Regions from separate parts of the Homo sapiens genome. Here all the other regions are linked to region 3. A link is an interaction called in ENCODE POLR2A ChIA-PET data of the cell type or tissue named here. Cell type or tissue: Caco-2. All regions are shown on one strand. Links, peaks and the distances in the headings refer to the core of each region. The heading gives the core; the rest is flanking DNA.

Region 1 (8,210 bases), core at 2,832-6,831, 99 kb before region 3:
GATATTGTTTGTACACATGCTGATAGAAAGCCTTGACAATGTAACAAATGCAAATGTCAACCTCACAATTTAACCTTTCTGTGTAGAGAAAAGATGTTAGTTTTAAGTTGCCTGTATCTTTTAACTTTATTTCAAAGTTTTTATTATTTTTTAGCCTGTTACCATTACTGTTTCATGTATCACTAAAAGCAGCTGTTGGAATAAGATTTGTACTTGAGAACTTTTTTCTGTGGTGCTCCCATTTAAATGATTGCAACTGCAGAGATGTATATATTTTTCTGATTTTTAAATGTTTTTTTCCCATGCTCATTTCCTGCCTCTCGGATCTTTTTGTAGCATCCTTTTATTTATCTATACAAAGTACTTTGGGTTAATAAGTGAGCCTAAGGGAAATATTATGAATCTCCCTTTCTGTCCCACACATATTTTATGTTAAAACACTTCTTATAACACTTTACCACGCGTATGTCTGTGCTAAGATCAAACAGTTTAGAATGCCATGTAGCACTGCAGAAAATTTTGGTTTATGGAGGCTTATATGTGACAGCAATGGGGTGGACTGGAAAGAGCACTGAACTTCTAGTTAGAAGGCCTGGATTTAAATCCTGCCTTGGCCACCAACTACCTTTGAGAATTTTTGCAGGTTAACTACACTTTGGGGCCTCCCTTTTTCATTTGTAAAATGGAAATAATGATACTTGTTTCACCTACCTCACAATGGGTTAATCATGAAATAATACATCATGAAAATGCCCTGAAAATGTATTTTGGAAAATACATGGAAAAGACACATTTGGAAATCCTTATTACAGTGCCCTTATGTGGTACATCCTTGATGTTTTCTTGTTTACTTGCTCTGTTTCTAATAGACTACTTTTCTGCTTAAATCTAAAACTAGCCTTGGAAATCTGAGTTTTCGACACTGTTAAATCCAAGATATTAAGATTTTTTAGTCACTGTACACAATAATCATTAGAAATAATATCACAGAATATACAGTTGTATATTCTTAAGAATATACAACTTATATTTAGAATATACAACTGTATATTCTAAAGAATATACAATGTAACAAAAAGTGCAAATAACCAATAATGTTGCCTACAATAACACACTCAAAGACCACTGGTACCCTAAGTTTTGTACTTATACATAAATCTTTTTTTTTTCCTTGACTTTATGGCCAATCCCTAGGCCACAGTAATTTCTGCATTTCCACATCCACATTCTTCTATTTATAGTGATTTTTGATTTTGCCACATTTAATCTCTCTTTACCGCAGTGCATTGTGTATGGTTCTGTTAAAACAGTAATATTTCAGATAGAGATACTATCACTATTTAATAGAGATACTATCACTATTTAAAGGGAGAAGTGACCTCAGATTAAGGAGGCTTGTGTAGGCATATATATCTTATAAATACTCTGCATCCGGGTTGAGAAATACTATGATAAAACTGAACAAACTTAAATGCTTTTTTTTTGAGACAGAGTCACACTGTGTCCCCCAGGCTGAAGTGAGGTGGCATGATCTTGCCTCACTGCAGCCTCCATCTCCCCGGTTCGAGTGATTCTCCTGCCTCAGCCTCCCAAGTAGCTGGGACTATGGTTGTGTGCCAGCACACCTGGCTCATTTTTGTATTTTTAGTAGAGACAGGGTTTCACCCCATTGGGCAGGCTGGTCTCAAACTCCTGACCTCAAATGATCCACCTGCCTCAGCCTCCCAAAGTGCTGGGCTTACAGGTGTGAGCCACCGTGCCTGGCCTAATCTTGCATTTTTGAGAGGCATGCAAGGTTTATCATTGGCAATTGGATCAAATCCAAATTTGGCATTGTAGCATTCATTTTGCTCCCAGTTCTTCCTGACCCCCAAGCCTCATCATTTTACAAGCATAAATTGTCTTTATTTGCTTGCTGTAATCAAATTAATCGGACCTTGTTATGTACAGTTGCTTCACTTACTCTCACCTAGTTGTCTTTTTATACAAGCTATTCTGTCTGGAATTCTCTCCTCCTGCTTGTAACCTATGGCCTTCTGTATATAACTCAAAAATCATTACTCCAACTTAGTCTTTCTGGCTGATGCCATCCCCTCTACTTTATATATCTTTTATAATATATTTACCTGAAAGGAAGAAAACACTTTTGTCCAAATAGTTTAACTTAAAAATTGGCTGTCATCTCAGAATTTAACTTAAATTTATACAAATATTTTGGTAGTAGTTAATAGGTATATTGGTAGTAATTTGGTAGTTTGGTACATTTGGTAGTAATTAATAGGTACATTTTCTGCCTGTGTAGATTGTTTAAGAAAACAGTGATAATTATGCAAAGAAATGTTCAAATAACTGTTTGGGTAGTGATTTTGGCTTATTGGGTCACATTTCATCATGTTATAAATAAATTAAAAGAGTACTGTGGTAGTGTCAGAATACATACTTCCAATTTAATTTAAACATGTTCCTTATTGCTTCATCCTGCATTCTCCAATGTTTGTACTATCAGGTACTAAACCTTATATTGCCTTTTAGTTTACTTTGTTTAATTAGTGTTGTTGCTCCAACTACATTATATGCTATTTTAGAGCAGGAACTGTGATATAGCATGCTATGTAAGAGCATATAAATTCTAAGTAAATATTTCTGAATGAATAGATGAATAAGGTTATCAAATCTAATATTCTAGAAAAATTGAAATAATTGTCCAACTAGCTATTCTCTGTATTAAGTGAAGAGTACCAAGTCGAACTATCATTATAATGCAGAGCTTTCCTAAGTCTGACTAAAATGCCTCTGTTATTCTTGGTTAAGATAGAGGATTTTGCTATCCATATCAGCCAGAACCAGACCCAAAGGTATTATTTAATAATATTATTGAGCTGATCAGTGGCTTGAGCAAGAATTAGAAACCTATATTATTTGATTCTGTATTCAGCGTTACTTCCAGTGTACCACTTTGTCTTCTATAATTTGCACTTCTTGTAGTGGTCTGACTTTTTAAAAGTCATGCAGGACTCTGGCTTCCTCTAATTTCTCTGGTCTTCATTTCTTTTTGGTTCAATATTTGTGGAATATTATGTTTGGAGGAATGGGTAACCAATACTCTAGGAATGTCTATGTATTTTGGGTCCCAAGAGCTAAGTATACCATGAAAGGAAGCACTGTTGGGGAATGCAAGCCTCAGTAGTCCTAGAAACTACAGTATTATATCTTATGTATTAACAAAGTTTTTTTTAATTAAAGGAAAAAAAGATGATAGTAAACTCTTTGATGTCATCCTTTTATTTTATTCTCGTGTTTTGGAACTTTGGCCTCTTAGCTCGCAGTTTCCTCATCTGTACAATGAAGTGCTTAGACTAGACCAGTAGTTCTTAAACTCAAGCAACATCAGAATCACTGGGAGTGCTTGTTAATACACAGGTTGCTGGGTCTACCCTGGAGTTTCTGATTCTGAAGGCCCAGGTGGGGCCGAGACAGGGCCTGGGGATTGACATTTCTGAAGAGTTTCATATTGAGGCTGAAGCTGGTGTCACAGGACCATACGTTGAGAACTACTCGAGTGGATGATCCCTGAGATCTCTTCCAGCTCTAAAATTTTTATAACTCAGCTCTGTCAATTTCCTGGACTTATTGGAAGATACAAGGTACTCCCTGAATCTCTGCTTTATTTAATTTTGTTTGGTGCTGTTTCTCATCCTACTCTAAGTTGCTTTCCCTTAGAAATTATTTCCTTCCCCCAACCCCCCATTCTTTGTGTACTGCCAAACAGAATGTTTGTTTAAGTAATATTAGTGAAATACATTTCCAGAACTGCTCTTTGGGGAAATTTAAATGAAATTTTAAAGTATCATTAAGAATGCAAACAATAAATTCTTTGATTAGCTGTAGGCATCTTTACATTGGGATGACTAAAAAAGGTTCTGGTTAATTAGAAGTAATTTGTTAGGAACCTGAATTCTCTTTTTTTCTCTCTCAGAGTAAAACTCAGTTCCCAGCTGGATGCTTATAAGTGCAGGAAATGTCATTGTCAGATGATTAATTGCAAAAGATAGATAATTAGAGTTCATATGCTGTGTCAAATATGGATAACCAAGAGGTTGACTTACATGTTGAAAGGGAGCAGCTGAAATCTAGATTGTGGGTTGTGGCTATATATAGGTAATTTACCTTTACTACAAGAGCTTGTAGAATGAACATTTGCCTGAACTTTGCCTTTTTAATCCCATTTTGATCAAATTCCTCACAATAAAAAATATTGGAAGAGTTCCCACTACCTGAAATCTGGATTAGAAAATTGAGCTGTTGCTGAGCCACCATTCTAACGTCAAATAAAAGATTTGGGCCATTGTCATTACCTTGTTCTTTTTAACTCTCTATTAAACTTACCTGATATATTTTTACCCAGTTGAAATGACTTGTTTTTATTTATTAATTTTCAGTGGTTAGACCTTATTTCTTTTTAAATCAATGCCACTTGTTCCTGGAAATTAAGTGCTTTCATGGTAAATTATTGGATCTCAAGATGGAATCATTTTTGCCTTTTTAAAATAAATGTATTTCTGCTGTTTCTTTTTAAATCATCCAACAACAACAACAAAATAGTGAAATGAGAAAAAAGTCTTACAACCTGTCGGTGATTAAATAGCCATCTCCAGTTTGGCTCACCGGTTGGTTTATTGAAAGTCACAGTGAAATTAATAAATACGACATTTTTCTCTTGCATTTGTAATAAAACTCTTTCTCAATCTTCTAAACTTTGTATTTTTACTAAAGAGTTTTTCAGCCCTCATAAATACTGTTTTACAGATTCAGCTAATGACCCAAATCCAGCTTGTTTGTTGTGTAGGAGTTGTATTAAAATAACTCACTATATGTGTATTGTCATTAATGATATGCTCATTTTGATAATGGGGCTGCAGATTCTTAGTCTATAGTCCTTGGGGAGATGCTACAATTTTTTTTTTTTTTTTTAAACTAAGTATTGTTCTGGCTCCTTTCCTTGATTGGCCCAGAAATAGCAATCAGCTGGGGAGCAGGATGACATGCCTCTTAGCGATCCCTTTGATCTTTGAGATGAGTATCAACATTGTATGCTTCCTAATGGAAGTGTAATTTAATGAAATCTATTGGGTAAACATACTTCAGATGTTCAAAGGAGGTGACAAAATTTTTGCTGGCAGCCGGGACCTGGCTGCTTTCCAGCTTGCCTCTAGCTGCTATGCATATAGCATTGAGAAAGGCACTTAAAATAGGAACACAAAGTATTATTTTCATTGTGTTTCAACCCCCCTGCCCACCCTCCCCTACCAATTTCTTTCCCTTAAGTTTATTTCTGTGGTGTTTCTGCAAGTGCTCTTTGACATACCACCTTTCCCCAGTATAAAGTGGAATGTGAGATCTGATCTTTTTATATTTTCCTTGGTTTATTTCATGACAAGAGTAGAACATTCGATGTATGGCACCAAACTCAGGAGAAGTTGTAGGCAGGAGACTTACATCAAAATCCTAGAGGGAAAAAATGTACTCTAAAAAAAGGACATATTTCAGTACCAGTTGATTAAATTAAACATTCTATTTTGAGAGGAGATGATAGAGCATTTTTGTTTTAACAATCCTTGGAAAAGTGTAATGGAAATAAGCATAGACAGCAGGAGTCAGGGGACCTGACTAATCTCAGTGAAGTTACTTTCTAGCTGAGTCATGTAAGGCCAGTTACTTTCTCTCTCTGGACCTCAGTTTCCTTATCTGTAAGATGAAGAGATTGTATCAAGTGGTTCTAAAGGTCATTTTCAGCTCTGAGATGTGATTCTTTTTAAGACTGAAGATCAGCACTGTTCAATAGAAGTGTTATGGCAGCCACATATGTAACTTTAAGTTTTCTAGTAACCACATCAAAAAATGCAGAACAAAAGAGGCGAAATTGATTTTAGTAATATATTTTCTTTAATCTAATAGCTCCAAACAAAATATTACCGTTTCAAAATGTAATAAATATTAAAAATTTTAATGAGATATTTTACATTCTTTTTTTCTTGTCTTCAGAGTCCAATATATGTTTTACACCTACAGTAGATTTCAGTTCTGACTATCCATATTTCAAGGGCTCAGTCATCACATGTGGATGGTAACTACTGCACCACATTATACAGCAGCTCTAGGTGCTACAATGCAACTATGCCAAACCACTTTTCCAGGAGCCTGTTGGGCATAAAAATAAAGGTTCCTAAGCCTCCGCCTCTTCCCTCAGCCAGTGGTTCTCAATTTTGGCAGCACATTAGAATCACCTGCAGAGCTTTAGAAACTACTGATGCCTGGATCCCCTGCCAGAGATTTTAGTTTAGTTGGTCTAGGTGTAGCCAGGACCCAGGGATTGTTTTAAAAAGCTCCCCAGGTGATTCCAATGTTCGATCAAGGTTGGGCACTGCCTCCCTAGACATAATGTTCTTAAAAGGCAGCTGTGTCTTATTCCACAGACTTCCCATTGCTAACGAAGATTCTGTCGTCTCCAATCTCCCCTTTTCCACCCCACTTTCTTGTCAATAAGGGGTATATAGAATCTTTAGATCAGTCCCAAAATGTTGTCACTCAGTAAACCATAAACTGAGGGACTAATAGATATTTGTGGACACTCTGAAGTGTTTTCAGAAAAATAACAACAAGAAACATCATATAAGGTACAAGGGGAGCCTTTGATATTAGCCCTAAGGGTCTTTTACACTCAGAAATTCTGCGCGGTATATCATTGCAATTGCCGCAGTCAGTAGTACTGTTTTGATATTATAACAGATTTATTTGTTAGATAAAAGCTATTTCTCCTATAGACCAGCTACTTCTTATAAAAAAACAAATTGGCCAGGCACAGTGACTCATGCCTGTAATCCCAACTTTGGGAGACCCAGGCAGGCAGATCATGAGGTCAAGAGATTGAGACCATCCTGGCCAACATGGTGAGACCCTGTCTCTACAAAAAAATACAAAAATTAGCTGGGCATGGTGGAGAATGCCTGTAATCCCAGTTACTTGGGAGGCTGAGCTAGGAGAATCGCTTGAACCTGGGAGGCAAAGGTTGTAGTGAGCCAAGACCACGCCACTGCACTCCAGCCTGGCAACAGTCTCAAAAAAAAAAAAAGCAAAAAAAAAATTGATTGAGTTATAATTCACATAGCATAACATTTTCCATTATAAATATACAATTCAGTGATTTTTTTAGGATATTTATACAGTTGTTCAAACATAACCGTAATCGAGTTTTATGACACTTCTTAGAGGCTCCCTCACGATCATGTGCAGTCCGTCCTCATTCGTACTCCCATTCCATGTGACCACTGACCTGCTTTCCTGCTTCCTCTTTCCATAGTTTTGCCTTTTCTAGAAATTTTATATTAATTTGTTGAATAGAATCTGGATAAATCAATATGGGAGAAATTGCTATCTTAAAAATACTACATCTTCCAATCCATTTAGTTAGATTTTCTTTAATTTCTTTTAGCAATGTTTTGTAGTTTTCAGTATACAGGTCTTGTACCTCTTTTGTGAAATTTATTTCTAAATATTTTCTCTTTAATTGTGTCGTGAATTATGTTTTTTCTTTCCTTTTTCATTTTTTCATTGTTAGTACATGGAAATACAATTGATTTTTGTATATTCATCTTGTATCCTGCAACCTTGCTGAACCCTTTTAATATTTCAAGTAGTTTTCTTTGTTGATTCTTCTGGATTTTCTACATAAAATATCATGTCATCTGTGAATAAAGACAATTTTACTTCTTTCCAATGTGTATACCTTTAATTTTAAAATTTTCTTTATTTTTTATTTTTCCCTTTTTCCACTGGCTACACACTGATATAATACTGAATAAGAATGCTAAGAATGGATTTCTTTGCTTTCATCCAATTTTAGGGGGAAGTATTCTGATTTTCACTATTAGAATGATGTTAGCTACAGGTATTTTGTAAATGCCCTTTATCTGGTTGAGGAATTTCCCTTTTATTCTGAGTTTGTTTTGAGTCTATATTATAAATAGGTGTTGGATTTCATCAAATTCTATTTCATTCTGTTGAGATGGTCATGTTGTTTTTGCCCTTTATTGTGTTAATATATATTGCATTAATTGATTTTTAGATGTAAAACCAGCCTCGTATTCGTAGGATAAATTTTACTTTGTAATAGTGTATAACCCTCCTTATATGTTGCTGTTTGGTTTACTTAT
Region 2 (8,210 bases), core at 2,136-6,135, 950 kb after region 3:
CACTGTGGTGTTGCCACATTGTGAAGTGGCTGAAGGTGACTATACTCTCAGTAACTCAGATCTGCTCCTTCAGGAGGGCAAACTCTGAGACAAATACCCCAGGGTAGCTGCTCCCACTTGAATTTTTCTTATATATAGGCTTTAGCACTTAGACTTGCTTCCCCAGCGACACTCAGCCTAGTAACATAGAAAAGGTAAAAAGAAGGCCAGGAGTGGTGGCTCACACCGATAATCCCAGTACTTTGGGAGGCTGAGGTGGGCAGATCACTTGAGGTCAGGAGTTCAAGACCAGCCTGGCTAATAAGGTGAAACTCCGCCTCTACTAAAATGACAAGAATTAGCTGGGCGTGGTGGTGAGCACCCAGCTACTTGGGAGGCTGATGCAGGAGAATCACTTTAACACAGGAGGCAGAGGTTGCAGAGAGCTGAGATTGCCCCATTGCACTCCAGCCTGGGCAGCAGAGTGAGACTCCGTCTCAAAAAAAAAAAAAAATCCCAAAAGCAAAAGGTAAAAAGAATTAATTACAATAGATAGAGAGTTGGTAGAGAGTTGGATAGATGATAGCTTTGGGGAAGAAGAATATTTAATTCAGTTCAGATTAAAATGCAGCATAAATTAGTTGCCGACAAGAAATCCAAACTGTTGCCCTCCCTTTCTGTCACCCCTCCCAAAGGCTCCAGGTAAGTCTGGGCAGGGCCAGGAGGGAGGACTGTGGCTGCCTGTCCTGTCCCTGCCCTCCCTCAACCCAGGCAGCAAGCCCCCACCCAGGCCTGTTTTTCCTCAGCACCAAAGTCCAGGGTCTAAGGGGAAGTCGGCAGGTATTTATTAGGACGGTGCAAAAGTAATTGCGGTTTTTGCATTACTTTTAATAAGTAATGCATGCATATGCATGCTTCACTTTGGGGGCATGCAGTCTAGGTTGCATGTTCATAAATACAACACATCAAGAAACAACAGCAAAGCATATTGCATGGTCTACCCCATGTGATGCTCACCAAAACCCTATATGGTAAGGAAACTAAGGGTCAGAGGGACTGCTTTATCCGAGGCCATGCAAGCCTTAAGCATGTTTTGAGAATGGCAGCCCAGTCATCCTTACCTGGCACCTGCACCCCTGACTGTCACCATTTGGCCCCAAAAGTTAAGAGCAAGCATGCCAGAAAGCGTTTTTCTTTTTTCTTTTCCTTTTCTTTGGGGGATGCTTGGGGAGAGGGGTTGGGAAGAGGAAGGATGATCTCATCTCTTATTTTAATAATGAATCACTGGGGCCCTTGCTAGTGGGAAGTCCAGACTCTGCACCCCTCAAGCCTCCCACTCCTGAATTGTGTAATCACCCTGGGGGCTTACCCAGTCCAAAGGGAGAATCAGCCTGGAATCCAGAAACCAGGAAGAGAGAAAGCTGGGAGCAGAAAACACAGGTCAGAAGCTGGCCTGCAGATGTGCTTCAGGTGACAGACACCATGTTGCCCCACACAGGTTAAACATCAATGAATTGTTATCAACTTTTGGGTATCAGGAGCATTTTGAATTTCTGGCTTCTTTTGAAAAGTGAATTGTCAGGCCGGGCACGGTGGCTCATGCCTGTAATCCCAGCACTTTGGGAGGCCAAGGCGGGTGGATCACCTGAGGTCAGGAGTTTGAGACCAGCCTGGCCAACATAGTGAAACCCCATCTCTACTAAAAATACAAAAAATTAGCTCGGCATGGTGGCAGGTGCCTGTAATCCCAGCTACTCAAGAAGGCTGAGGCAAGAGAATTGCTTCAACCCAGGAAGCAGAGGTTGAGGTGAGCCAAGATCACACCATCACACTCCAGCCTGGGCAACAGTGTGAGGCTCTGCCAGAAAAGAAAAGAAAAGAAAAGAAAAGAGAGAAAGAAGGAAGGAAAGAGAAAGAAAGAAAGAAGGAAAGAAAAGAAAGAAAGAAAGAAAGAAAGAAAGAAAGAAAGAGAAAGAAACAAGGAAAGAAAGAAAGATAGAAAGAAAGAAAGAAAAGAAAGAGAGAAAGGAAAGAAGGAAGAGAAAAAGAGAGAAAGAAAGAAAAATGAGCTGTCTGGCCACATGAGGCTCACATTCCTGCAGGGCAAAGATGCTGACACTGGATGGGACTGCCTCCTTACCTCAGGCCTGAGATCCCCAGCTAGCTGTAGTCTCCACCACTCCCTAGTGATCCCCCAACCTTCCAGTTAATTGTCATTTGTCCCAGTTCTCAGGCTGTGTTCCTCTGCCTCCCTCGTTCTACTCATTTCAGATGACCTGCCCTGTAGGCATCTGCATTTGCGGGTCCCAGTCTCATTCACCTACTGTCTTGTTTCTGTCCTTGCCACTTGCCACCAGCTCCCCTGGCACCACACAGAGCCCCAGACCTGCCCTCCCCAAGTTCCCTCCCACTCTGCTTCCTCATGAGACCTCCGTGTGGAGGAGGAGTTTCCTCTCCATTCTTTAAACATGCACTTCCCTCCTACCTCCAAGCCTTTGCTCATGTTGTTACCCTTGCCTGTTTTCCCTATTTCTCCTTTAGCAACTAATTTTAGCCTATTAGTTGTTCTTTATTTCTACCATAACAAATGATCATACTTAGTGGCTTAAGCAACACATATTTGTTCTTTTATAGTTCTGTAAGTCAGACACACGTGTCAGCAGGGCTGTGTCTCTGATCCCTATTTTCTTGCTGGCTGTTGGCTTCTAGAGGCCACCTATGTCCTTGGCTCGTGAACTCCTTTCTCTACCTCCAAAGTCTAGTCTTTCTCATACTTGGAATCTCTCCTTCTTTTCTCTTCTCTTCTCTTCTCTTCTCTTCTCTTCTTCTCTTCTCCAGCTCCATCGTTCCTGCCTGTGATCACCAGCCCTTGAGATGAGCTCGCAGCAAAGATCTGAGTGGGAGCCAGGGGATGAGTCAGACTGGAGCCACAACCCGCAGGAACCAGAGTATTGACAGCCCAGGGAGGCCTCTGTTTCTGCAAGAATCAATTCCCAGGAGCCTATTGACAAATGTGTCCCTTACTTATGTGCTGTCATTGCCTTTTCTATTGACTTAGCCCCGAGGCTAAAGAGGTGAAAGATAAACTGGATCTGTGGGCCCGTCATCTCCTGGCTTCTAAGGCTGCCTCCCCACGCCCCTCCTTCTCCTTCCGTTTTTATTCTTCTAAATGCCCCTCTGAGATCCCTGTTATCACACACACCCCTAAGGTGATATCAACACATCCATTTCATTCAGCAATGATTGAGCACCTACTGTATGCCACATGTGCTGGGCATCCAAAGATGAGAGAACCACAGTCAAGGCCTCAAAGTGTCCTCAGAAGTGACACACCAGGGTCTCAAGACCATAAATTCACAAGATCCCAGAGGAGTCCTCAGAGTAGAGAGCTGACTCTGATTCTAGGGGAAGAAAGCTTCACACAGGGGCCCCTCAAGCTGTGTCTTGTTTTGGTTTTTGTGAGACATGGTTTCACTCTGTTGCCCAGGCTGGACTGCAGTGGCACATTCTCGGCTCACTACAACTTCTGCCTCCTTGGTTCAAGTGATTCTCCTGCCTCAGCCTCCCAAGTAGCTAGGATTACAGGCATGCACCACCACGCCCAGCTAATTTTTATATTTTTAGTAGAGACAGGGTTTCACCATGTTGGCCAGGCTGGTCTCGAACTCCTGACCTCAAGAGATCCACTTGCCTCAGTCTTCCAAAGTGCTGGGATTACAGTTGTGAGCCACAGCGCCATGCCTCAAGCTGTGTTTTTAAAGAGAAAAGAGTAGAGCTCTCCAAGGACCAGAGGTGGAAGAAGACTCTTCTAGAGTGCAAATAAATGAAGGTATCAGACAAGGCTAGAGTTTAGGATATGTATCAGGGGAGCGGAGATGGTGAGGAATAAAGCTGGGTGGAGAGAAGAAGAAGCAAAAGTTGCCAGGAGCCAGATTGGCAGGGCATTCTGTGTCACCCTAATCAGTCTGGACTTAGTCCCATAGGCAATGAGGCATGGAGGATGAGTTTTAGGCAGATAAGTGACACAACCAGATTGGTATTTTAGAAGATGACTCCTCTGGCACCATGAAGACTGGGTTTGAGGGCAGGGCTGAGAAATTGGAGGCTACTGCAAAGGTCCAGGCAGAGATGTTGAGACCCTGAGCCACAGGCAGGGCAGTGAGAGAGTGCTGAGAGGACAGATGCAAGGGATATGTTGTGGGTGCCCAAACAGGTGTCCCGCAGATGTCCTCTGCAGAGATCCCTGCCTGGGGGTGAGCCAGGCCTGAGAGCTGGAAGATTGACATCCTGCAGACTGGGCGGGTTGGAGGAGAAAATGAACTCTGGAGAAAGGGGACTATTCAGGGCAAAATCACCTGTCTCCAGGCCAACTGATAAGCACTGCACAAACTGACTGTGCAAACAATCGCAGGGATGGCTGCTCAACACGAAGCACTGTGACAGCACAGGGATCAATAATCAACATTGAGAAAGAGGGAGATCCGTAGGGGCAAGGAAATAAGAAACGCCTACATTTGGGCCAGGCATTATGTTTAGGAAGCATTCCAGCTCCTTAATTACTACATTGGCAAAAATGGATCAAATGAACTACATTTTACAGTTGAGAAAACTGAGGCTTAGGGGCGTTTCTGATTTGCCCAGGAATGCAAAGCTGATACAGAAGGGAACTGGCACTAAATCCCAGTCCCTGGAGGCCAAGTTTAACTCTGGCTACACTCTCCTGACCTTGCTCTTTGCAAATTCTGGGGCTTCTCAAATGTCATCTGTTCCATGTGATCTAACACTTGACCATTCTCTAATTATGCTACTGGGTAGTAGTGGCTGAACATGGGAGAGCTATGCTATGTGGCAGGAACTGTTCTAAACACTTCAGCTGTTGTGAACTGACCTAAGCCAATTTGCCCATTCAACAGCTGTCAGGCTCTTTTTGGAAATAATAGGGGTCTCTGATAATTAGAGGAAGGTGGGAGCTATACATCTCCCCCTATCAACCTTGCTACCTGGTGGTTTTACAATGAAAGTCGTTCTGCCACATGTACAAAGAGGCAGAAAATCACCCACATGTGGGTCCCAGTAAGTCCCACTCTGCCTCTGCAGCACTCTGACACACATTTTGCAGGAAAGAATCATTTTGCAGTCATAGCTCAACAGCAGGGTCAGCTGGCCTTCTGGTTGGACCAGAAGTCAGAAGAAAGACCAAATGGAGGTCTAGACCTAGAAATTTCCTCTGAAAGTGTCAGGCAGCCAGCTTTGCCAGATTCTTTTATCTTGTACATTCCAGGGCAAAAGTGTCTGTTCAGTCATTTTAGCCAACCTCCTATCTTTTTTTTTTTTTTTTTTTTTGAGATGGAGTCCTGCTCTGTCGCCCAGGCTGGAGAGCAGTGGCACGATCTCGGCTCACTGCAATCTCCGCCTCCCAGTTTCCAGCGATTCTCTTGCCTCAGCCTCCGAAGGAGCTGGGATTGCAGGCACCCGCCACCACACCTGGCTAATTTTCGTATTTTTAGTAGAGATGGGGTTTTGCCATGTTGGCCAGGCTGGTCTTGAACTCCTGACCTGAAGTGATCTGCCCACTTCGGCCTCCCAAAGTGCTGGGATTACAGACATGAGCCACCGCAGCCGGCCTTAACCATCTATCTTGAGTATTGCTCACTTCGTCAATGAAATGCATTTTTTAACATTCTTTATGCTAATGAACTGTACCATGGATGCACATTTAAATAGCAATATTTGAAGCCCCTGCCATGGATACTCCAGAAGGTGGATCGTTTAACAAATGCTCTCAGAGCACTCCCTAGGTGATGGCATGGTTCCAAGCACTTTGAACTTTACACATCCTAACCCATGTCATTGTCACAACAATCCCATAAGGTATGTACAATTTTTATCTTCATGTCACAGGTGAGGAAACTGAGGCATGGAGAAGATGACCATGGCTGAGGTCTGTTCTCCCCTCTCTATCCACAGAGCCAAACTGGATACTGGGAACACAATAAATAAATACCTGTTGGTAATAGGTAATAATCACCAAAATGGAGATTGGTTCCACTGAATGGCCTGAGATTGGACTGTGTGGTAGAGGATGGGTAGCAGCTGAGAGCTAGCCTGTCATGACTGATGGAACCCATTTCACACTTATCATGCTTCCCACGTGCCTACCTCCAATTCTCTTGCATCCTTCATGGGTAGGAGTTGGCCTTGGCCAGGGCCTGGTTGCCTAAGTGTCTGCAGAGTTGCCTATTTGGGCTTTCGCCAACAGAGACAGAAGTATATTATGCATCTTAGGATTCTGTATTACCCAGCACTCAATCAATTCTTCTAAAATGAGTGAATAAATGCATGACTCAGGGAGAGGAACCACACAGCTCTGTGTGTGGTGTTGTTTCCACTTTTGTTTAACTCCTTTTATGAAAATTTGCTCTTTCGATTATCATGCCAATTTGGAGGAAAATACATGGTTCTCATAATAAATTTGAAATAAATCAAGCAATGCAATAGGAAAAGAGAGGAAGATAAATGAATATGGATCCAGAACCTACTGTGTGCCAGGCATTTTCACATATGTCATCTCAAAAATATATCATCAGAAATATATCATCACACGAAACTTATTCAAGACAGGCTCAGAGAGGTTAAGTGACTTGCCTAAGATCACACAGCTAGTAAATGGCTTTTCTGCTGACTCTGTCTGATGCCAACCCAGGCTCTTGCTAGCACACTACAGAGCTAGCATACAAATGTGCTTAGGGAAGGTGGCAATGCCAGGAAGTGTCTAGAAGTACATTTTAGAGAGGTGCTCAGAGGTCTGCCTTCCTCAAAAGTAAAAAGGCTTTTGAAACTATCACAGCATACTCTATTCAGAAAGTCAACAAATCGAGACAGAAAGGGACACCCAAATCTCAAGATCCCTGCTCTCTTTCAGGTTTTCTATTACACAGAAGGGAAGGGGGTAGCTTTCCAACATGCAAAATGCATGCAGAATTTTATGCAAAAATGTTTAATAAATCAATGATGCACTTAGAACAAGAAGCATCACATGGCCCAGGTGCTGTTTGTGAGGCTGGAGATCCAAGGAGGCTGACTTGTGTTTCCACAGAGCTGATTATGGGATGGGAGAGATGCACGAGTGTGATAAACTCTCCTCCATAGACAATCACTGAACAGAGGAAATTTAAAATGTGAGAGGGAAGATTGAAGCCCCACTGAAAGATTAAAGAAAGGAAGGAAGTACAAATGGGCAGATCAATGATTCTGAGGTGTTTAATTCACACTGGGCTGTGCCACATTTGGAGGCTGCAAGTCGTACTGCATCAATGGCTCTTATCTTTCCAAACTTCGTAGATCACAGGAGTCCGAACCACCAATGACTTAAAGCTAGGGATCCTTATGGAAATAGGGAGGCACCTCTGAATTTGGAGTCCATGGCTTGGCCATGAGCTGTAGCCAAGAGAGGGATTTCTGTCTGTCTTCATTCATTTATTTTTCCTAAGAGACAGAGTCTGACTCTGTCACCCAGGCTGGAATGTAGTAACATGATCATAGCTTACTGTAACCTCCAACTCCTGGGCTCAAGCAATCTTCTTGCCTCACCTTGTCCTGCTTGGGACAGCTAGGAGTTTTATAAGCAGCTAGGACTACAGATGTGCACCACCACACTTAGCTAATTTTTAATATTTTGACATAGAGATGGGGTCTGGCTATGTTGCCCAGGCTGGTCTCAAATTCCTGGCCTCAAGCTATCCTCCCGCCTCAGCCTTCCAAAGTGCTGGGCCTACTATCTTTTGATCAAACATGGTTGCCCACTGTTCTTCCCCAATGCTGCCCCTGACTTAGTCCAAGCCCATGCCATCTCCTGCCTCACCTGCTGAGGTAGCCCCCTCCTGGCTCTGTCTGTTTCTGCTTCTGCCTCTTATTAAATCCATCCTCCCATCTAGTTGCATTTATCTTATAAAAACCTCATCAGAGGCCAGGTGCGGTGGCTCATGCCTGTAATCCCAGCACTTTGGGAGGCCAAGGCAGGTGGATCACCTGAGGTCGGGAGTTTGAGACCAGCCTGACCAACATGGGAAGAACCCCATCTCTACTAAAAATACAAAATTAGCCGGGCGTGGTGGCACATGCCTGTAATCGCAGCTACTGATGCTTACTCTGCACCAGGTCCTGAGTGAGGACATAAAAATCGGGCAATGGACATGACTGACATGGTCCCTGGCCTTATGAAGAACAGCACG
Region 3 (8,210 bases), core at 2,783-6,782:
AGAATAGATAACAGAAATTAACAGTCAGAATTTATGGTACATATTTTCTCCTTGCCTTCTTGTGAACTCTGGAAGTCAAGCCATTTTTCAGGGCACTACTGAGAAATACTTCAGAGGAGGAATGAGTAAGAGCACAACGAAAAGGATCAAGCATGCCAAGATGACTTTTGTATCACAAAGTAATATATTGTGGGTTCACTTCTGGAGAGAAGATGAGCTGACTACTGGGCATCGCTCGCCTGTCAGGTATGCTTCCAACATACAGGCATGCGCCATTGGAAGCAGCAGCTTCCTCCACAGCTGACTTGCTTGCCTTAGTTTTCTGACCCAATTCAAATTGTGACCGACAACAAACTAAGCTTCTCAGATCAGACATTGACTGCGTCTTATGGACCAGCTACTGTACTAGACTCTTGATAAGCATTTCCTCCTTTAATCTTTGCACCAACCCGTGGAGTATAGATAGAATTATTGTCCCCATTCAACAGAGAAGGAAATGTAGGCGCAGGAGGTTCCATAGCCTCCTTACATGCAGTGAGTTGGGATAGCATATTCACATTCTCTCTATGGAGAGAGATAGTGAGGGGCAGGTACCAAAATAGTACATTTAAATCTGTAGTCTTTTGAAGTAAAATAACCATGATGTATTTAGAATGTTATTTGACAGGCTTTTGAAAACAGAATTGTGAAAATTAGTCAGAAGACTCTGGAATCTTAACATGGAGTAGTATCTGCATTTTGTTGCAGAAGTCATTTTAATAACAAGGATTACACAAACTAGCTTCTTTAATTGAGGGTGGATCAACTTATGTAGAATATATAATGCTACTGGGAACCATCCCAGTTTTAATAAAGGGCCACACAGAAGAAAATGTATGCTACAAAATGTCGATTCACATCTCCTAACTTGTGTAAACAGTGTCGCAGACAGTACGAGACATGAATGGGCGAGGTGCACCACTGTTATGAATCACTCCAGCAGGGCTTTGGCCATCAGCCTGATGAAACAGGCATGCCACTTAGGATGCCAACTGAATAGATTCAGTTGTGTGATATTTAAAACATGATTTTGTACTTTTTGCTGCTCAGAACAGCTATTACAGCTTGTTACTTTTTTTTTGCACCAGTTTTGACATCTGAACATTCTTAACTGAAAAAGAATGTCATTTTCATGAAAGAACTTTCTGTACAATAAAGTTAGCATTTAGAGTCATCCTAACATATGCAATGATTTGCCAAGCTTGAATATTCTTATAGGCATAAGTTTCCTTTTCTACTTCCCAGAAATCATTCCAAAGTTTGCAGAGAAGGCACAGGGAAAGATATGGGAGTTTATTTCTGGCATCAAGTGGTACAGAGAAACAACAAAAGATTGTGGATTTCTTTTTTTTTTTTTTTTTTTTGGTTGTGTCACATACACCCTCGCCGCCTCTTTGCACCATGTCGGTAACTTTGGAAAGAATTAGCATATTGACATAGAGTACATAAACAGTATTCCAAAACTGTAATATAGCATTCTAGCATAAAAAGTGTTGGGTGTTTCGGACAGACAGAAGCTGAATCAGAAATCAACATTATCTAGCCTTAAAGATTGCAGTTACTTCTGATAAAACCACTTGGGCTTCCTCAGAGGTCAAGGATGTGCCTGCAAACCCATGTGCTCATCAGACTGTTGGAGTCAAGTCCTCTGTTTGTATACAGTGTATAAATGGTAATATGGGTAAACACTGCCCTCTCAAACCACATAATTACGTCGATTGCTGAAAAAACCCAGAAATGTACCAAAATATCACAGGGAAGCTATTTCTAACACGACTTTGCTCTTTATGGCTAAGTGGCATAAAGAGTGGCTTTTTTTTTTTCCTTCTAAATTATGTGTTCTTGTTTCAAGCATTGAGATGATGCAAAACAGATTTTTGTGGCAACATTCTTTTTCGCAGCCAAAAAAGCATTCAAGGAAGCTCTGTACTCCTCCTTGGTTGCTATTTATTCTGGACCTTTTGTATTATCCGTGTAAACTCATTTCATTTTAAAATAAGAACTAACCTTCTTTGGGTTGTTTTTCAGCACTGCTAATAGTGCCAATAAAATAGCTAATTATGGTGCGAAGTGGGCGTTTTTAAATGATTCGTTAAAACTGAGAAGGAATAAGTGAACATTACAGGTGCAAAAGAGAACCTTTTTCCTTAGTTTTCCTGCAATCCTCTGTATAAAGCCTATTTTCAACAGAGACCCACTAGTTTTTCAACTGGATAAAATAAAGGATAATTTTGACATTGCATGTGACCTGTAATCTCAAAAGCAAGTAATACTTTCTCAGTCTTCCTTATCTCTTTTTGTCCTCTCTTCATCCTTTCCTCTTCTTTCTTTGTTCCTGCTGCCTCTCTGTGTACCCCGCTGCCTCCTCTAGCCGATCTCCTTAGAAACAATTGTGGTTAACAAAGTCGGAAGTCAAAACAGTTACTCTCATAGCCATGGTAAAAAAGACCAAAGTAAACAAATTCAGAATTTCTCATTTCCAACATCTCCATTTTGCACATCCTATTATTATAGCACTTAGTTTTAGGGTAACCACTGGTGATTTAGTCGTCTAAAAATGGCCAGTGGTTTTGAGCAGCAAACATGTTTCATTCTTTCATGGACCTTGAAATTTAAACTCAGAAATTCCACATCCATAAACTTAGCTTGTTCTAGCACTATTCATTTATATATGTAAGTTCACATTTTCATTTGTTTGTCTTTGACTTTCCTAGGCATTGCATTTAGGATCTGAGTAGGGTTTTGTATGTTTCAGTTGGGCCCTGACACTATGTATGGAATATATATTTCTTTTACAGGGATCAACATCTGTTGCTGCAATAATGTTTTAATTAAATAAAATTTGTGGGAAATTATGACTTTTCTGCTTGTGCTACTTCCAAAAACATGCCCAAGGTTTCGTAGCTCTATAAATGTTCTGAGTAAACATTGTTTTCCAAAGATTCATTTCACAAATTTAATACTTGCCATGTACCTACTGTTGCAGTAGTTAGTCACTGTGGAAAACTTCAGAAGTGTATATTGTATGTTCTTGCCCCAAAGAGCTTATAACATAGGAGAAGGAAAGTTAAACAATACCAAATTAAAAGCTGGCATAAAAAAATAAGTCAAACTGTGACTAAGAGAAAGTAATTGGAAAGAATATTAAATTAAAAGGACTCCTTTACATTAATGAAGCAAAAAGGAGAGAAAGATAATAAACTTTGATGAAGACCAAATGGCTATGTTAAACAGAATTTCTAAAATTTGATATCAAAAGGTACCTCTGCAGAAAATGTTGAATATTTACTACTATTTAAGTTGCACTTCTTGGACAACTAAATGTAATGACATTACCTATGCCTGTTCCCATAATTTGAATATTAATTAGCAAATGTACAGATACAATTAGAACTAAGAATTAGACTGGAATTATAAAAATAGATTACAAAAAATTAGTAAGATTTTCATAAAGGTTTTTTCCCCTCAGTATTAGGGGAGAAAATGACTTTTAGACTTCCTTCTTCTCCTCCCTCCCTCCAAATTCCTGGACTGTTTGAAGTGCTTCTGCTGCCTTCTTACATTCTTAATGCAGTACTTTATTCAAGAGAAGTGGTTTTTTTTTTTTACCCTTAACTTATGCTTTGTTGGTTTTAGTAAATTAAGGTTTAAATGCCACTTCTTTCCCATTGAAATGAAATTAAAAACCACTGCTACTCTGATGTCATAAAGGAAAAATGAAGTGGATTAAGATGGCAAAATGTGTAAAGAAAACCTGATGGGGCTTTTAAAGGAGCTTGTGCAGTATCTTCTAACTTGAACTTAGCTTCAATTGTGTGTTCAGCTTCTCTACATTGAGCTTAAGTTTTATGAAAAGAAAAAGGTAGACAGGCAACAGAAATATATAAATGAAAATCTAAGTGGCCTAGAGCAAAAAGCAATAAACTATAGTTTGTTTTTCCAGCTAATCTAAAATAATTGTAATTGGGCCATACCATTATGAAGTTTTTTTTTCTCTTGAAACAATAAATAAATAAAAACTTAAAATGCCTAATTTTTAAAGCAAGGCAGTAACAAAAGTAGTCAATATAATAAATTTCAGAGTATCACTTCACAGTAGTATATTTGTAGGAAGTACTACTTGTTGAATATTTGAAGTCATTCAGTGAAAGACTGAAAATATTATGTTGTAACATGTTTGAAAATTAGGTTTCTCTATTCAGTTCAGAGCTACTGTACATCTTCTTTTGAAATGAATAATAACCCCGTCTTACAAAGTGAGAGCAAAAAGAAGGACGAGGCTATGTTTCACTCCAAATGGTTTAAAGGCAGGCTCTTTCCTGAGTCTTAAAACTGCAAGTAGCAAGTAGTAGGGAACAGTAATGCATGAAAGGTCATTTTTATTGGCCTTGCAAGCCCGTATTCCTCACATAGGCCATCATTGTGTGGGACTTTAATGTATTATAGTAAATGTGTTCAACACTTTCTCTTTCCTGGCAGCATTAACTTCCATGCACGTCATCACTGTGTCATGGCTTTATTTAATCACATTGCTCCTTTACTTCAGGCTTTGTCTAGCTTTCTTACCTCTCCTGACACCTTCACTCACTTGCAGAACACAGTTCCTGGAAGGGATAGAGGTATTTATTTCAGTCAAAAGCATCGGTGTCATTTTCTATCACCACATTCCCTACATATTTCAACACTTTGACTCCTTGTCTTTTTTTTTTTTTTTTTTTTTTAACTTACAGTGAATGTACAAATGTCGAAGATGTTAGCTGGTAAAAGAACTATTTTGTCTTTCTGTGTCAGGGAACTGGTTTGCCTTCATAAAATTAAAACCTCTTTCCCCTTAATACATGGGGGGTGATATGATTTGGCTCTGTGTTCCCCACCCAAATCTCATCTTGAATTGCACTCCCATTATTCCCACGTGTTGTGGGAGGGACCCGAATGGGAGATAATTGAATCATGGGGTCAGTTTCCCTCATACTGTTCTCATGGTAGTGAATTAAGTCGCATGAGATCTGATGATTGGATTAAGGGAAACCCGTTTCACTTGGCTCTCATTCTCTCTCTTGCCACTGCTATGTGAGACGTGCCTTTCACCTTCCACCATGATCGTGGAACTGTAAGTTCCACCCAGCCACATGGAACTGTAAGTCCAGTAAAGCTCTTTCTTTTGTAAATTGCCCAGTCTTGGGTATGTCTTTATCAGCCACGTGAAAACGAACTAATACAGGGGAAAAAAGGAGGGGATATGAATTCTAAAGAATAACATCTGACATAGCTAAAAAATAATAGTAATGATAATAGCTAATTGTTGAGCATGCACTGTGTGTGACACGGTTGCAAGTGCTCTACATGTATTAAGTCTTCTCTGCAACCCTCTGGGGTAGGTATTTTTATTGTCCCCATTTATAGTGAAGAGACCACAGAGAGCTTAGTTGTTTGCTGAAGTAATGCTACTAGAAAATGGTAGAACAGGGATTTAAACCAGCAGTCTGACATCAGAATCTGAGTTCTTGATGAGGAAATTATTACTGCATGCACAAGAATTAAGTCAGAAGAGAGAATATTTTATGTTAAGAAAGCCTGAATTTATTTCATGGGAATTGCAATGTGCATTTCCTTAAAGTTGATGATTTATAGTTTTCTTCCTTTTTATAGATTTAATTTGTATAGGGTTTGAAGGGCCAAACCTTAATGTTAGGGTGCTATTTAAGTGCAGATTTCTCGTTTTCATGACACAATATTTTTGTACTCAGAAGATGAACTCAGTAACTGAACATGGTTTACTCTTCTACCCAGATGTTTTTACCCTGATCTCTATTAGGGATATTTTGAGTCCTAGCTAGGACCTAGAGGTGGAAGTTGGTAGCTACTCAAAAGTTTAGTTGATATTAAGAAAATTTTATTACTCAGAGATGATAATGAAAATGTATACTTAGTGAATCAGAGAATGTTATAAAGAAGAAAGTGGAGTATTGGTTGTATGGATGAATGTATAGATAGATAGATAGACAGACAGACAGACAGATGGGCAGATAGAATATCCTCTCTATATATGTTTGTGTATGTGGGAAAGAGATGTATAAATTTATTTATTGCAGGCTGGGCACAGTGACTTACACTTGCAATCCCAGCAATTTGGGAGGCTGAGGTGGGAGGATCCCTTGAGCCCAGGAGTTCAAGATTAGCCTAGCCAACATGGTGAGACCCCTTCTTAAAATTTTCCAGACATGGTGGCATGCATGCCTATAATCCCAGCTACTCAGGAGGCTGAGGTGGGAGGATTGTTTGAGCCTAGGAGGTCGAGGCTACAGTGAGCTGTGGTCACGCCACTGCACTCCAGCATGGGTGACAGAGCGAGACCCTGTCTAAACAATAATAATATTAATAAAAATAAAATAAATTTATTTATTTCATTAGCCCAGAGATTGGAAACGAGAACAGAAGGTATATGCCCAAGATAATAATTAATGTATAGTGAGATAACCACAACTCAAGAAAGAAATATGGCCAGGCATGGTGGCTCACATCTGTAATCCCAGCACTTTGGAAGGCCAAGGCGGGCAGATTACTTGAGGCCAGGAGTTTGAGACCAGCCTGGCAAACATGGCAAAATCCTGTCTGTACAAAACATACAAAAATTAGCTGGGCATGATGGCACATGCCTATAACCCCAGCTACTCCGGAGGCTTAGGCAAGAGAATCGCTTGAACGCAGGAGGCAGAGGTTGCAGTGAGCCGAGATTGCATCACTGCACTCCAGCCTGGTCAACAGAGCGAGACTCTGTCTCAAAAAAAAGAGAAAGAAAGAAATAGCTTCAGCTACGATATTTCCATTCTGGGCAGCATTGGCAGGAGCTGAGCAAGCAAAGCTCAGGAATTCAGCCTCTCTGTTGGGTACTCAGGTTTATGTTAGAAGAGATACTGTTGACCGGGCGTGGTGGCTCACGCCTGTAATCCCAGCACTTTGAGAGGCCGAGGCAGGCGGATCATGAGGTCAGGAGATCAAGACCATCTTGGCTAACACGGTGAAACCCTGTCTCTACTAACAATACAAAAAATTAGCCGGGTGTGGTGGCAGGTGCCTGTAGTCCCAGCTACTCGGAAGGCTGAAGCAGGAGAATGGCATTAACCCAGGAGGCGGAGCTTGCAGTGAGCAGAGATCGCACCACTGCACTCCAGCCTGGGTGACAGAGTGAGACTCCGTCTCACACACACACACACACACAAAACGAAGAAGAGATACTTTACTTAAACAATTGTGTACTGTTTAATTGTTTTATACTGAAATTTAACTTCTCAAGGTCTTTACCCTTTCCTTATGGCAAGGTAAAATCTGGACATCTCAGGCTGGTGTTCAAGGCCCTTAAGCTCCTTCGCTATATTCCCAACTGTATTATACTGATCATCCTGCAGATTACCTGACTTGGTGGGCAGAAGGGTCCCCTTCCAAATATGTCCATGCCTTAATCCCTGTAATCTGTGAATACTTTACATTACATGCCAAAAGGAAGTTTGCAGATGTAATTAAAGTAACAGACCTGAAGTTAGGAGATTTCCTCAATTAACCAGTGGGCCTAATCCAATCATGTTAGCCCTTTAAAGCAGAAAACTTTCTGTGTTGGAGGCAGAAGAGATTCAGCAGAAAGGGTAGATGCAGAGATTTGAACGTGAGAAGGACCAAATATGTCGTCTCTGGTCTAAAAGTAAAGGGACAATGTGACGTGGAAGGTAGACAGTGTAAGGGGCCAAGAGAGTTCGCTGGCTGACAAGCAGCAGGGAAACCAAGACCCCAGTCCTACAATCACAAGGAACAAGTTCAGCCAGTAACCAGAAGGAGTTTGGAAATGGATACATCCCCACAACCACTGGAAATGAACACAGCCTGGGCAACACCTTGATCTTGGCCTTGTGAGACCCAGAGCAGAGGAAGCAGCAGTGCCCACCAGACTTCTCACCTAAAGAACTGTGAGATCATAAATATGTACTGTTTTAAGCCACCGAGCTTTTGGTCATCTGTTACAGCAACAACAAGAAATGAAGACATGGATCCAAAATGCCCTTCCCCCACCATTGCTAACAGTCATCATCTGTTCATCCTCCAAGGCTTACCTCAAAGGACCTCTCCTCCATAAAGGCTTCTGGGAAAGCCCCAATCAGAAAAATCACTCCTGCATCTGT

The links. ChIA-PET counts read pairs that join two places held together with the same protein. Peaks named below come from ENCODE experiments on the same cell type or tissue, not always from the same donor. Only the 100,000 strongest peaks of a DNase experiment are listed, where the experiment ranks them.
Region 1: POLR2A ChIA-PET joins it to region 3 with 7 read pairs; 3 of 35 experiments call an interaction of 5 or more read pairs at or near these places.
Region 2: POLR2A ChIA-PET joins it to region 3 with 8 read pairs; 2 of 35 experiments call an interaction of 5 or more read pairs at or near these places.

The regions. Positions count from the first base shown.
Region 1 is chr10:112,485,658-112,493,867 of GRCh38, forward strand. The region is part of intron 3 of VTI1A (vesicle transport through interaction with t-SNAREs 1A); the gene reads left to right. Among named protein-coding and RNA genes, the nearest start is that of VTI1A, 43 kb to the left of the region's middle. In Caco-2, for the core only: no CTCF peak of the experiment used is centred there; a DNase peak (open chromatin) is centred at 5,114.
Region 2 is chr10:113,537,041-113,545,250 of GRCh38, forward strand. No RefSeq gene overlaps it. Among named protein-coding and RNA genes, the nearest start is that of HABP2, 12 kb to the right of the region's middle. In Caco-2, for the core only: no CTCF peak of the experiment used is centred there; DNase peaks (open chromatin) are centred at 2,986 and 4,341.
Region 3 is chr10:112,584,281-112,592,490 of GRCh38, forward strand. All of the region lies in intron 5 of VTI1A (vesicle transport through interaction with t-SNAREs 1A), which reads left to right. Among named protein-coding and RNA genes, the nearest start is that of MIR4295, 46 kb to the right of the region's middle. In Caco-2, for the core only: no CTCF peak of the experiment used is centred there; no DNase peak of the experiment used is centred there.